2 separate regions of the Homo sapiens genome follow, and region 1 is linked to region 2. Evidence: chromatin loops called from intact Hi-C (ENCODE). Cell type or tissue: Calu3. All regions are shown on one strand.

The links. Hi-C counts contacts between places; a loop is a spot of excess contacts. Peaks named below come from ENCODE experiments on the same cell type or tissue, not always from the same donor. Only the 100,000 strongest peaks of a DNase experiment are listed, where the experiment ranks them.
Region 1: a loop joins it to region 2, with 2.6 times the contacts of the local background. A loop is called at or near these places in 4 of 110 quality-filtered maps.

The regions. Positions count from the first base shown.
Region 1 is chr5:165,220,662-165,228,661 of GRCh38, reverse strand. LINC01938 (long intergenic non-protein coding RNA 1938) reads left to right here. Exons shown (of 5, transcript NR_183276.1): 5 at 6,642-8,000. Among named protein-coding and RNA genes, the nearest start is that of LINC01938, 19 kb to the left of the region's middle. In Calu3, no CTCF peak of the experiment used is centred here; no DNase peak of the experiment used is centred here.
Region 2 is chr5:165,613,737-165,621,736 of GRCh38, reverse strand. No RefSeq gene overlaps it. Among named protein-coding and RNA genes, the nearest start is that of LINC01938, 370 kb to the right of the region's middle. In Calu3, no CTCF peak of the experiment used is centred here; a DNase peak (open chromatin) is centred at 4,996.

The sequences.
Region 1 (8,000 bases), 390 kb after region 2:
AATTTACCATCACCTTCCATGCAAATGCAAAGCACAGAAGAGATTCTGATTTATATTTCTATTATCTGAAATTAGGATTTCATTTCTGGCTTTTCAAACTTTCAAGGAACCACTATTTATCAAGGCAGAGTCATGGGGTTTCTTAAGCAGCTGTGTGGCTTTGAAACCGTATGAAGTCCAGCTGTGACTGCAGATCTAAGTGTTTTAGAATGAGAAAACTTTCTGAAGACCATTTCTACTACCTATCCTTGAATTCAGCAATTGGGTGAAACATTGGAGATGATGACTCAGCTTATTGCATTCATGCTTTGCAGGCAAAACTGATCTCTTTGAAAAATCATATAGGCTATAAGTGCCAGGTCTAATGATCATTTATAAATCAAACTTAGGAAGCCCTCTTTATTCATGGACATGAGATTAGATATTGTTATATTTATCACTTCCTTCTTCCACCTATCAGGGTAAACCTTGATACTATGAGAAAGGAAGATGAGCTCTGTGAGCTTATTGCTTTGATTCATGTATATAAATCCTTGTGAGGCTACAGAAAGGGATGGTAGTATGACGTTGGATAAGTAAGTATTACTACCTGCACTCCTCCAAGTACAAGCCATTTTTTCAGCAATGTTTCATTGGGGGAGGGTAAGCAATATGTCTGAAGTCAATTTGTCAAATGATCAATTCTCAGAAAGTGTAAGTATTCAAGCTAAAGAAAAATAATCTATGTTTAAGGGAAAGCTCATTCATTTATATAAAATGTCCAGAAATGAGGAAGTGCTAGGTGTTTAAAATTAAGTCATTCCATAAATTCAGTATCTGGAAAGTTGATTTTCCCTGAATTGGCTTTTATTTATTTAATTAATTTATTTATTTTCAGATGGAGTCTTGTTCTTTTGTCCAGCCTGGAGTACAGTGGCATGATCTCGGCTCACTGAGAACGCCACCTACTGGGTTCAACTTATTCTCATGCCTCAGAGTCCTGAGTAGCTGGGATTACAAGCTTGCACCACCAGGCATGGCTAATTTTCATATTTTTATCAGAGATGAGGTTTCACCATGTTGGCCAAGCTGGTCTCGAACTTCTGGCCTCAAGTGATCTGCCTGTCTCAGCCTCCCAAAGTGATGGGATTACAGGCATGAGCCACTGCGTGCCACCTGAATTGGCTTTTAAAGTATTGCTGGCTGAATATGATGGCATCAAAAACCACTACAGACTTTGAATTACACAATTCTTTTGGTTTGCATACAAAGCACTTCTTACAATAGTGCACATTTCTACAGCAGTGCACATGATACAATCAGATCAACAGCTGGCACTAAATTAGAGGAGAAGGTAGGAAGTCAAATTGAACTGGGTGGGAGGAAAGAGACATTTGCTTCCAGGATTTCCACAGGAGAATTATTGTGAATAATGAAAAAAGGTAGAGAAAAATGAAATGTCTGCATGGGACAAGGTTAAATAATACATAAAGTATAGACTTAGGTATTCATGTGATAATGAATATGTATCAACATGGAAAGATACTTACAATATTTTCTAGAATCTGAGAGCAGAAACTAAATAATTTTTGCTCACCATTGAATCTTGCACAGTGCCAGGTATAAGGGAAAAGAGATCAGACTACTAGAAAAATACAAAATCACAATTTCTATAAAAAAGAGGCTTTTGAAAAATGTCCTAAGGTTTTAACAATGCTAAGTCTTTTTAAAATTGCTTATCTACAATTCCTACGTTATGTCAATGAATGTGTTTTGAATTTAAAAGAAAAAATAAAATTAGACGAATGGAATTCCATTGCTCTGAAATTGTTTTCAAACCTCATATAGTTTGGTATTCTTGAATCTAGACTGCATATGTAACCCCTTTTGCCATGTGGCTAATATATTCCATTGCAATATAAAATAGAGATCTATCATCTATCATGACCTCTCAAACCCTGCTACTGATACCTAAGAAGAAGTATGGTGGGTTTTTTGTTTGTTGTGTTTTTTGTTCTTTTTTGAGACGGAGTCTCACTCTGTCGCCCAGGCTGGAGTGCAGCGGCGTGATCTCGGCCCCCTGCAAGCTCCGCCTCCCGGGTTCACGCCATTCTCCTGCCTTAGTCTGGACGGAGGCGCCTGCCACCATGCCCAGCTGTAGCTCTGCTACCACACCGACTGCAGCTGGGACTACAGGCGCCTGCCACCACACTGGGTAATTTTTTTTTTTTTTTTTTTTAGTTTTTTTTTTTTTATTTTTAGTAGAGACGGGGTTTCACCGTGTTAGCCAGGATGGTCTCGATCTCCTGACACCGTGATCCACCCGCCTCGGCCTCCTAAAGTGTTGGGATTACAGGCGTGAGCCACTGCGCCCGGCCGAGAAGCAGTATGTCTTATATAGCTTTCTGCTTAGGTCTATTGCGAAAGTGTGTATGCCAAGGTGATCCCAATTATATTCTGCTTTTAGGCATATATATTGCTATGCATTGGACATATGGAAAGGCCAATAGAATGCCTGTTGGACATTAGCTGAGTGGTGACTATCACAAGTTTAAAAAAAAATAAAAAAAACCCAAAAGATGTTTTCTATGAGTCCTTTTGGAGAGAAGGTGTAAATAAATATAAGCAGTTTTAGAAAATATTCCTGATTAAAGTTAACAGCCACTTAAAAGCTATCTTTAGCATACAGTCTTTGGAGGTTTATTAATAGTTAAGAATGCTTTCTTATATTGATGCTTTATCCAAATTCATACTTAGCTTCTAAACATGTCTGCGGATTTTCTAGGTAAAACTCAGTTTAATAGAAATGTTCATATGGAATGTTTTCTTTAGTTCCAAAGCATATTCTATCTTATTTTAATGAAATAGTAAAATATTTCCTCTCTTCCATCCCACTGCAATCCACTTCTCTGCACAAAGGGAGAATACTATATATTGCCACCTTTCCACTTATAGTGATTAGTAAAGGAAGGAATTTTGCTTAACAATCAAGTCTAGCTCAATGTACAGGAATGCTTAGTTTCCTCACAAAGGTTCTGCAGAATTTTTGGAAAAATAATATAAGTAGAAGCAACAGATAGATGTCTCTATTAGAAAATGTACCGAAAAATCTTCAGGTCTCAGAGAGTGAAAAAGCAAGAATTGATGATGCCTTGCATAATAACGCAAAGACTTACATCCATTGCCGATAGGAAATTAAGCTTGGAGTGACAAAGTGCGCTCTCCATTTTCAGCCTAAAACAGTTATTTTAGACTAATAAAAATGAACTATGAAAAATAAGCTGAGCATTTGGGGTCTTCATGAATGCCTCTGTGAGTGAAAGAATCAATTCTAGGGCAATACCAATCCTTGAAGGAAGGAAGTGAAGACTTGCATGCTGAAGGATTGAAGGTAAAGGACCAAATTACTCTTCTCATTAGCACTATCTTTTCCCCTAGCTTGTTTTATTTTCTTCATGGTATTCACCACCACAGAAAATAATGTTCTTTGCTTATTTCTTGTTAATTATTTGTTCCTTCTCCCCCTCAGAATGTAAGCTGCAGGAGAACAGAAGTTATGTCTACTTTGATTACTGACACATCTCATCATTCTAAGGGTGCCTGGAACAGGGTAGTTAGTTGCTCGATAAACATTTATTCAAAGGCATGAATGACTGATATTATGAGAAACTGAGGAATGGACAGAGAGCTGAGGTTAAGAGAGCTGAGGTCAGCATCATCGTTCACCTCTTGGAAATATGATAGTGTAGGACTGCCAAACTGTGAGAATTAGCAGGAAGAGTACAGCAGTTGGGAGTAGGAGATATAATGAAGCAGCTGCGGTTTTGGCAGCCTCAGATACAGATGAGAGAAACTACTCTAGAGGAAGATGACTTATGGAAAAGAGAAAATGGATTCTTGATTTACTTTGAGAAGAGATGAGCTGCTCAACTTACCATAAATTCTCATAGGACCTAACTTTTAATTTCTGAGTTCTAAAGAAAGGTTAACCAATCTATATTTCCTGAACTGTGTCTAAGCTATGTTTTCATTGCATGGCAATTGTAGATTGCAAAGTACATCTGTATAATCCTAAGCATTTCTTGGCTTGCAGTCTGGAAAATGTCAGTGGCTTATATCTCATGGGAAATGCCATAAACATTTTAATTAGATGCCATTCTGTCTCACTGTCTTATTTCTGGAGGAACATGGCTCCTGTTACATCCCTCCTCCTGAGAGATCCGGATAGAATGTCAAAAGTATAGGGCCATCCTATCTTGCTCACCACAGGGAATATGTGTGTATGCACATATATTTGTACAGTGTATATGTTTGTGTGTGTGCATTTGTGTGTGCACATTTCCTGATTTAGGCTAATAATTCAGATGTAATGAGGAGTTGAAAGAATGTCATGATTTGTTAGCAAGTAGGAATCCAGGTGGTCCTCAAGTTCTAAACCTTAGACAATAAAAAAGATCCAGAAAGCAGTAAGTCTTTTTTCATTAAGCGGTGTTCTGAATAATAGTTACTCATTAGAGACCAGAAGACTAAATGAAGGATAAGGAATCATCTGTTAATCACACACAGGCAGAGAGGCATCAAAGTGACAAGGCCTGAGAAAGAACAATGTGAACTGTTAAAAGTACCGGAAGATCTTTTTCTGTTTCAAATAACTCAGACATTGAGAAGTAGTGCATCATATTGTACTTTGATTATAAAAGAGACCAAAAACAAATATTGGTTTACAGCTATAAGTAATATAATAAAATCTAAGCACTTTAGGCCAGGCGTGGTGGCTCATGCCTGTAATCCCAGCACTTTGGGAGGCCGAGGCGGGCAGATCACAAGATCAGGAGATCGAGACCATCCTGGCTAACACGGTGAAAACCCATCTCTACTAAAAAATAAAAAATAAAAATTAGCCAGGTGTGGTGGCGGGCGCCTGTAGTCCCAGCTACTCGGGAGCCTGAGGCAGGAGAATGGCGTGAACCCTGGGAGGTGGAGCTTGCAGTGAGCTGAGATGGTGCCACTGCACTCCAGCCTCGGCATCTGAGCAAGACTCTGTCTCAAAAAATAAATAAATAAAATAAAAATAAAATTTAAGAACTTTAGGCTTCTTATGAAATTACCTCCAAGCAACCCATCACCAACAAATGTGAGTCTGATAAGCTTCCAGGAAAATATAGGATGATTTCTGCTTATAGTAACATGGCACTACTGACCCATCATGAGTATTTGTGAGAAATAGAGAAATATATTTGAGTGTTTTATGCATGCTCTTTTATATGTTCTGTTTGTTTGTTTGTTTGTTTAACCTATGCCAAATATATCCAACATAGTTCACCATCAGTAGCACTCACGATAATGGAATAGAATGACTCGAACTGCCTAGTTGACATCTCCAATTGGGTGCATAATTGGTGTATCAAACGTAGCACATCCAAAGGATCAAAAACCCCTCTACATTCAGCTCTAATTCTTGCTTTTTCCCCATCTTTTTCATATCAGTAAATGTCACTGTTGCCTGTCCAGTTGTTGAAGGTAAAAATGTCAGCACCATCCTTATCGCTTTGCTTTCCTCTTTCCCCATATGTAATCCATTGACAAATTATTGTGCCCCACCTTGAAAATGCTTTTTCTCTATGCAACTTGTATTCAATGTTTAAACCACCAACATACATCTTAAATTCCTACGATTCATTCTCCATACAGCAGTACAAGTGATCTTTTTGTAATATACATATTATATCTATGTCCTGATTAAATTCTTTAGAAATTTCTTGTTATTAGAATGAAATCCAAACACCCTCTATTTATGATCTTGCTCCTGTCTATGATCCCCAACTGCACTCCCTTCCTTCAATTTCCATCACTCACTCTTCTCTGGTCACCTTTTTAAATTCTGTTTTTTTTTAGCAGGCCAAAATATGGAGGTTCCTGAACAGGGTCTCTCTCACTTAATGCAAGACTAAGTACAGATATCTGAGGACTGTAAAGAATAAATGGTAGGAGGTAGATTGGAAAAAAAGATGGTAATTCAAGGTATCACTAAACTGGTGGTGAAATTGCCATTTTTCCCCTCTCCTGTATTTCCTGGCCTAGAAACAAAGGCAGCATAAAATTGCAGGCTGGATGAAGGCAGAAAGAGCTCCAGGAGCTTCATGAAATAGGAAACGGGACTTCTCAAACAGAGAGTGGGAGAAATCTTGGTGGCTATTTTTCTTTCTTTTTTCCATTATCTCCTGTACTCTAGCCCTGAGAGAATTCTATAGCTGAAGCATTAATAATGGTAGTTCAACAGACACCTAAAAGTAGGAGAGGGAACATTTCTTTTTCCTTTTTTTTTAATTTTCTTATGTTTATTTTATAGAGATCAGGACTTACTATGTTGCCCAGGCTGGTCTTGAACTCCTTGGCTCAAGCAATCCTCTCAACTGTACTTCCAAAAGTGCTGGGATTACAGGTGTTAGCCACCATGCCCAGCCATGTCTCTGATTATTATTGGAAATAGTGATGCCTACATTTCATAGGATTGAAAAGGGAATTGAAGGAAAAATGCAAATAAAGTGATCTCATGGTTTGAATGTTTGTTCCCTTTGAAATTCATGTTTAAACTTAATCCCCAATGTGACAGTATTGACAGCACCCAGTCTAACTTTTTTTTTTTTTTTTTTTTTTAACAGAAGAGTCATGATCCTAAGAACAGAAGGGAGATCCCTGTTGCTTTGACTTCTTGCTGTCCTCCTGCTATTTGGCTCAAAATGCAAACTCAGTTATGAGAAGTACATAGAAGAACAGGTAAACTAAAGCCTGGGCTTTTTCACCAGAGGATGTGGAAAAGAGGCTTCAGGAAATTGAGAAGTATTATGGAGATTGCAAAAATGAGGGAGCTGAAGAAAGAGTTAGAATGACAGTGAATGTGAGAAGAGAGAGAGATGAATACCACGAAGTTGCGTATGTACTGCTGGACTATACCCTGAACTGAGCATGTAAACATCTGACCACAGATGGTATAATAAGGCTTTGAAAACTAAGCTACAATAAAGACCATCACCCAGGCCAAAAATTGCTACTTGGAAATGCACACACAGACTGATCCAAATAGCATTGAAAACACTTAAAGAAATGGTGCAGACATTGGAGTCACAATCCAAAGAAGGCAGATCAGAGTTTGTTCCATAAGCCTGAATAGGTTGATTGCTTAATATAAGAAGAAAATCAACCTTTTTCTTATGATTTAAGACATAATCAGAGTCTCATAACATATTCTCAAAATGCCCAGGATATAATTTAAAATTATTTGGCATATGAGAAACCAGTGTGATCGTCTCTTAACTCTTAAAGAAAAAGACAATTAAAAATATCACAATCAAAATGACAGGAATGTTGTATTTATCAGATAAAGACATTAAAGAGATATTATAACCATGCTCTAACAGGCAAATGAAAAGACTCATAATGAATAGAAAAATAGAAGGTCTCAGCAAAGAGAAAGAATATATGAAGATGAAAAATGGAAATTTTAGAACTGGACAATGTGACAGTCCAAAGAGAAAATTCACTGGATGGACTAAATAGGATAATGGAGATAACAGAGGAAAAGAGGCAGATGACTTGAATACCGATCATGAGAAATTAACTATTTCAAAGAAGAGAGTAAAAAGAGACTTAAAAATAAAATGAACAGAGCCTCTGAGTCCTGTGAAACAATGTCAAAAAGCCTAATATTGGTGTCATCTGAACCACAGAAGGAGGAAGAAAGTATGAGAAAAAATATCTAAAGAAAAATAGCCAGAAACTTCCTTAATTTGGCGAAAGATAAAATCTTAAAGATGCCTGAGGAGGCTCAGGAAACTCTAAGGAGAAGAAGCTACAAAAAATCTACACTCTAAAACTTCTGAAATTAAAAAACAAAGAAAAAATTTTTGAATGCACCCAGAAACTCAATACAAATGGAGAATTCTGATTTGAATACTGTATATTTTATATAAGGAAACATGGTAGTTAAGGGGAAGTGGAACAACATTTTTTAAGTGATGCAA
Region 2 (8,000 bases):
TATGTGAGTTAATACTTAATAAACTCATATATTTATATCTTATTAGTTCTGTACCTCTAGAGAACCATAATACAGAGGAGACTAAGGTGGTCATTTTGGGGTACCTATCTTCTTGCCTCTTTTGCTTGAGATGCAAAGACAGCAGGCTGAAGAGAGGAAAAAAGGAAATAGATGTGTCCAGTGTCACAGAAACCAAGGAATTTTTAACAGTGAGAGATGGAGAGAATCAGTCATGAAACTGACAACTGCTCATTTGAGCCCCAGCTTCCCTTTCCAATCTTTAGTTTCATTAATACTTCCATATCCTTTTCATAAATTATTTTTTTAAGCCAATGATTCTTGGAGCTCAAATATTCTTGAGTTCACTGCTTCCTTTGTCAAAAATTTGCCATACTTTCAGCAGTGTACTAGGTTCTGTGCTGCTATATGGGACATGGAGATAGAAAAGACATGTTTTCTGCCTCAAGTAGATCACTATGTAGTTGGTGGACAAGATAGTAAAGAAACAAGTCATAATGGTATATTCTAAGTGGAAGGAAAGGACCAATACAAGGCCTGAAGGTAGCTTAGAAATGGAGAGATGGACAATTGGCAAAGAGATGTGGAGAGGGAAGTAGTATCTGAGACAGCTGTTGAATGGTCAATACAGGTTTTCTAAGTGGATAAGGAGGCTAAGAGCATTCTTGGTAGAAGGAATAGAAGATATATACAAACAAAAAGGCCTCAGAAGATAGCATGTGTATTTGAAAAAAACAATACATTTCCTGGCCTTGGTGCACATAAAATGTCACTCAGTGGAAAAAAGCAAAGAAGGGAAGAAGGGTCAGATCCCATCCCATTATAAAAAGCTTGGACTCAGGTTGTATTTTAATAGATAATTTATGAACAGATGGATAAATGTACACTCTTTGTTAAGAAAAGTTCCCCCGAATGATAGCGTCTCAAATAATAACCTCAGGCCAGTGAAAGAGGCTGATGAATAAGAATGGCTTCAGAAATCTTTAAATAACCAGATGCTTCTCAAGACATTCTGTAGATTGTTAGAACTCCATGGCTTGCACCATCTGGCTGTGCGTCACTTCTAGTACACATGAATTTGGCAAGGATATGTCCTCTCTTCTCTTGGCTTATGGTCAGCCTAAGAATGCCCATTTATCTTTGCTTTTGACTCAACCTCAATAGGCCTCTGGAAAAGGGAGAGATTCTGCATGTGGGGAGTAATCTGGTTTGGCTGGAGAGACTGAATCCATCTGTCCATGACAAACACTTTCCCAGTTCTCTCATAGAACATTGATTATGCCAAGAAAATTGAGAAATCTTTTAAGAGGAAGTTATTGTAGAAAGAGCTATAGATCATAGAACATGTAGAGATGATTAATGCTTTGTATTATTATAGCCTGGGCAATAAAGTGAGACTCCGTTTCTACAAAAAATAAATATGTAAAGTAGCCAGGTGTATTGGCACATGCCTATAGTCCCAGCTACTGGGGAGGCTGAGGGAGGAGGATCACTTGAGCCTGGGAGGTAGAGGCTGCAGTAAGTCATGATCAAGCCGATACACTACAGCCTGGGTAACAGAACGAGACCCTGTCTCAAAAATTAATAATAAAAATTTGTGTTATTATTACAAATTATAATAATGACTAACTTGCTATTGAGCACTTATTAGGTATCAGGTAACATGCTAAAAGCTCTATGTCCATTTTTAAATTTTATCTTTTCAAAAATTCTACGAGGGCTATGCAATTATTGAGCATATTCTACAGATGAGAAATATAAGGACCAAAAATGTTAAGTAACTAAACTGAGTTTGTACAACCAAGAAGTGTTAGGAACTATACACATATTCTCTCTAATTTTCACAATATTAAATTTCTTAATATATCAATTATTATTTTACTAGTGTGAAAAACTAGACTCTAACTACTAAGTAATAGCTATCATTTACTAAAAGATCTCTTTGATGTTTTATGTCCACTAGTTTATTTAATTATCACAAATACACTATGAAATTGAAATTGATACTATTGTTGTTTCCACAGACTAAAAATAGAAACCGAAGAACCTGCCAATAATAATTAGCACTTCAAATAGGCAAAATAATGCTCCCCTACCCAAAAATCTTCACATTCTAATTCCCAGAACATGTGAATATATTAGGATACCTGGCAAAGAAGAATTACAGTTGCAGATGAAATTAGGGTTGCTAATCAGGTAACTTTTTTTTTTTTTTTTTTTTTTCAAGATGCAGTCTTGCTATGTCACCCAGGCTGGAGTGCAGTGGCACGATCTCAGCTCACTGCAACTTCTGTCTCCTGGGTTCAAGTGATTGTCCTCTCCCAGTCTCCCAAGCAGCTGGGATTATAGGCATGTGCCATCATGCCTGGCTAAATTTTTTTTTTTGTATTTTTAGTAGAGACAGGGTTTCGCCATATTGGCCAGGCTGGTCTCAAACTCCTGACCTCAGGTGATCCTCCCGCCTTGGCCTCCGAAGGCGCTGGGATAACAGGCGTGAGCCACCATGCCCAGTAACTTTCAAGGAGCTAGACTAGCCTGAATTATCGAGATGTGTCTAATGTAATCCTGAGTGTTCTTAAAATGGAAAGAGAACTCTTAACAAGAGAACTGAAGAGCTCCTCTCATGAGCAGGACTCGGTCTTAAACTGTTCAACTTGAAGATGGAAGAAGAAGGCCATGAGAAAATGAAGATGGGTGGTTTATAGAAGCTGGAGAAGGCAAAACATGAATTCTTCCCTAAAGCCCCCCAGAAGGAAAGCACTGTGCCAAAACCTCGATCTCACCCTGTAAGATCCACATCAAACTCCTGCTCTTAAGAACTGTAAGATAATAAATATTATGGTGTTTTAGGCCAAAAATTTGTGGCAAATTCTCACAGCTAGCATATAAAACTAATACAGCACTTCCAACCATTTTGTCATTTAGTTTTTATATCAGCTGACAAAGTTAACAGTATTATTGGCCAGACACCATGGCTCACACCTGTAATCCCAGCAATTTGGGAGTCCGAGGTGTGTGCATCACTTGAGGCTGGGAGTTTGAGACCAGACTGGCTAGCAAGGTGAAACTCCATCTCTATTAAAAAATATAGAAGTTAACCGGGCATGGAGGTGCATGTCTGTAGTCTCAGCTATTTTGGAGGCTGAGGTGGGAGGATTGCTTGAGCCCTGGAGACGGAGATTGCCATGAGCCAAGATCGCACCACTGCACTTCAGCCTGGGCAACAGAGGGAGACTCTGTCTCAAAAAAAGAAAAAAAAACAAAAAGTTAACATTATTATTTTCATTTCACAATACAGCAATTGAGACTTGGATTTTTTAGTTAACTTTTCCAGAGACATTTACCTAGTAAACAGGAAACTGCTCTCTCTGATTCTGAAACTTCTGGGCACAAATCACATTTTGGGTGACCCAACAGTTCTATCAAGTTTCTAGGAGACCTTTTGGTTGATTTGTAATTCGGTGTTTCAAAGCAATAAATAATTCTCTAAATTCTTTAACTTTGCTCCCAACCATCTGTCACATTAAACTGTAGAACTGTTGCTGTTCCTCAGAGATATGCTAAGAGTAGGAAGGATTTAAAGATAAATGCCTATTAGATTACATCTTATCCTTTCCCCAAACCTCAACATTTTAGTAAAAAGTGTGGCATACTCCAATGCTGCCTACAAGAAATAAGGGATTAGAGGAAATTCCTCCAGAAGCCCACTCTGCTATAATGCCCCAAATTGTCTCCTCATGGCCAAGTGAATATCCAGGCCTTCCTAAATATCTAACTTATTCCACCTCTGAGTTATTACCTTAACAGTTGAGTCTCTACCACAAAGTGTTTAGTTTTGTACGTTGCAGAATAATTTAGGGGTGTGGAGAATAATAGGCCCAGAAAAGCAAACAACTAGCTTTTCTAGTATTCATTATTCAGATTTTTTTAAAAGCTACAAGATTATCTTCGGGGCATCTTTTTCCCTACAGAATATCAGACTTAGGATCCTTGTAAGACTGAGGAAGTGAATAAAAGTCTCCATTCACATGACTCATCTACCCTTGAGTAGAAAAAGGCCAAACATTGCTCCCTTTAGAAAGCAGTGTGTATATTTATTCTTCTATTGAACTGTACCCCCACTCATCCATCCATCATTCCATCCATTAAATGCATATTTTCTAAACCAACTTATGCAAGCCATTTCATTTTAACTTTGGAAATACAGATACAGAATATAAAATGCATGACAAAATTGTTGGAATATATAAGCTAACATTTGCCACAGTGCATTAGAAAATTGTTAGAAAACACAGAATAAATTTTGCTAAATATGGTAGTTGTTACATGTAGAATCAGTAAGGTATCCAATGGTAACTTAGAGAATAAAGTTTCCTTTGAATATAAAATCACAATAGCAGTGCATATAGAATCAGAATGCAAATAGTCACTTTACAGGAGTTGAACAAAAGCTCTCTGAATCGAATAAGAACAAAATTAATTACCATAAAAATGCCCTAGCTGTAGTTCTGAGTGAGATGGAGTAAGCACACTCCATCTTCTTTCTTCCACTGAGTACAGCAATAAATTTGGACAAGATGCATGGAGCAGATATTTGAGGTCTTAGAAAAGTAAATAGAAGCAGGCAAATTTGGAGTAGGAGGCCAGAATTCAAGATACCACTGAACTGGCAGTGAGGTTAGCATTTTTTGTCCTCAAGTGCCCTCTTGGTTAAATTCAATTCACTAGAATTGGGTACTAGGGAACAGATATAGGAAGCTCCAGGAAAAACCTTCTAGTTCTATCTTAGAGAGTGAGAAAGTGAGCATTTAATTCTCATAGGGAATGTGATAATTCATCGATTTTTTTGGTTTCTTTTCTCTGTTCTCCTTTGCCCCAGGATCCAAGCAATACCATAGTGGTAGCAGCACTCAGCAGTAACAGAAGCTTGCAGCAGCCAAACTCCTGAGGGTAAGGAATCTTCTTACCCAGTTGGTGGAGCTGTGGCTCCAAGAGGGTGGGGCAATCATTTCCTAACAGGGAACAGTAATTTAAATTACTGCAGATTACTCATCAGAAACCATAGAAGCCCCACATGAAGAAAGTGGCACATTTTCTAAATAATGGAAAGGTCCCTTATTTCAAAATGCTATACTCAGTGACAATATCCTTAAGAAATGAAAGTGAAATAAAGTTATTCTAAGATAAAGAAAAATTTAGAGTTCTAGCCAACAGACCTCCTATAAAGGATTTCCAGAGGAATTTTATCAGACAGAAAGGAAATAATACTAGAAGAAATTTTTGAAAACAGGAATGAAGGAACAGCAACCAAGATGATAAATATGTCAGTAAATACAACACACTAATTTTCTCATCTTGATTTCTTTAGACTATGTTTGACAATTTAAATTTAAATCATTGCATGTAGATGTAACATATAAGATGTATGTAGATGTAACATATAAGAAAACTGTAAGATAAAGATGATAGAGTAAAGGACCTACATGGTAGTAAGATTTTTATATTCCAGTTGAAGTGGTAAAATATTGACTAAGTAGATTGCAAAAAGTCAAGTAGGTATGTTACTGCCTCTAGAGAAAAAAAAAACAAAGAAAACTATATGCACATTATACTTTTAAATACTTTTAAATACAATATACAGATTAAAATGGAACCATATAATTTTGAAAAAACCTACAAGAAAATAAAAAAGGGAAAACAGAGGAACAAAAATCAGAGCAAATAAACAAAAAGCAGATAATGTGATAGTAGAACTAAATTAAAACTTAATAATCACAAATGTGAAAAAAAAGGAACACTTTTACACTGCTGGTGGGAGCGTAAATTAGTTCAACCATTGTGGAAGACAGTGTGGCAATTCCTCAAAGACCTAGAGGCAGAAGTACTATTTGGCCCAGCAATCCCATTACTGGGTATCTACCCAAAGGAATATAAATCATTCTATTATAAAGATACATACATGAGTATGTTCATTGCAGCACTATTAACAATAGCAAAGATATGGAATCAATCTAAATGCCCATCAATGATAGACTGAATAAAGAAAATGTGGTACATATACACCATGGAATAATATGCAGCCATAAAAAAAAAGATCGTGTATTTTGCAGGGGCATAGATGGAGTTGGAGTTGGGAGAAGGGAGAGCATCAGGAAAAACAACTAATGGATGCTGGGCTTAATAACCTAGGTGATGATAGAAGATGGCCAAATAGGAACAGCTCTGGTCTGCAGCTCCCAGCGTGATCGAAGCAGAAGACAAGTGATTTCTGCATTTCCAACTGAGGTACGTGGTCCATCTCATTGGGACTGGTTGGACAGTGTGTGCAGCCCACGGAGGGCGAGCCGAAGCGAGGCCAGGCATTGCCTTACCCGGGAAGCACAAGGGGTCAAAACCCTCAAAATAAGAGCTATTTATGACAAACCCACAGCCAATATCATACTGAATGGGCAAAAACTGGAAGCATTCCCTTTGAAAACTGGCACAATACAGGGATGCCCTCTCTCACCACTCCTATTCAACATAGTGTTGGAAGTTCTGGCCAGGGCAATCAGGCAAGAGAATGAAATAAAGGGTATTCAAATCGGAAAAGAGGAAGTCAAATTGTCCCTGTTTGCAGATGACACAATTGTATATTTAGAAAACCCCATCGTCTCAGCCCAAAATCTCCTTAAGCTGATAAGCAACTTCAGCAAAGTCTCAGGACACAAAATCAATATGCGAAAATCACAAGCATTCCTATACACCAATAATAGACAAACAGAGAGCCAAATCATGAGTGAACTCCCATTCACAATTGCTACAAAGGGAATAAAATACCTAGGAATACAACTTACAAGGGATGTGAAGGACCTCTTCAAGGAGAACTATAAACTACTGCTCAATGAAATAAAAGAGGACACAAAGAAATGGAAGAATATTCCATACTCATGGATAGGAAGAATCAATATCGTGAAAATGGCCATACTGCCCAAGGTAATTTATAGATTCAATGCCATCCCCATCAAGCTACCAATGATTTTCTTCACAGAATTGGAAAAAACTACTTTAAAGTTCATATGGAACCAAAAGAGAGCCCACATTGCCAAGTCAATCCTAAGCCAAAAGAACAAAGCTGGAGGCATCACACTAGCTGACTTCAAATTATACTACAAGGCTACAGTAACCAAAACAGCATGGTACTGGTACCAAAACAGAGATATAGACCAATGGAACAGAACAGAGGCCACAGAAATAACACCACACATCTACAACCATCTGATCTTTGACAAACCTGACAAAAACAAGAAATGGGGAAAGGATTCCATATTTAATAAATGGTGCTGGGAGAACTGGCTAGCTATATGTAGAAAGCTGAAACTGGATCCCTTCCTTACATGTTATACAAAAATTAATTCAAGATGGATTAAAGACTTAAATGTTATACCTAAACCCATAAAAAACCCTAGAAGAAAACCTAGGCAATACCATTCAGGACATAGGCATGGGCAAGGACTTCACGACTAAAACACCGACAGCAATGGCAACAAAAGCCAAAATTAATAAATGGGATCTAATTAAACTAAAGAGCTTCTGCACAGCAAAAGAAACTACCATCACAGTGAACAGGCAACCTACAGAATGGGAGAAAATGTTTGCAATCTACCCATCTGGCAAAGGGCTAATATCCAGAATCTACAAAGAACTTAAACAAACTTACAAGAAACAAACAACCCCATCAAAAAGTGGGCAAAGGATATGAACAGACACTTCTGAAAAGAAGACATTTATGCAGCCAACAGACACATGAAAAAATGCTCATCATCACTGGTCATCAGAGAAATGCAAATCAAAACCACAATGAGAGACCATTTCACATTAGTTAGAATGGCGATCATTAAAAAGTCAGGAAACAACAGATGGTGGAGAGGATATGGAGAAATAGGAACGCTTTTACACTGTTGGTGGGAGCATAAACTAGTTCAACCATTGTGGAAGACAGT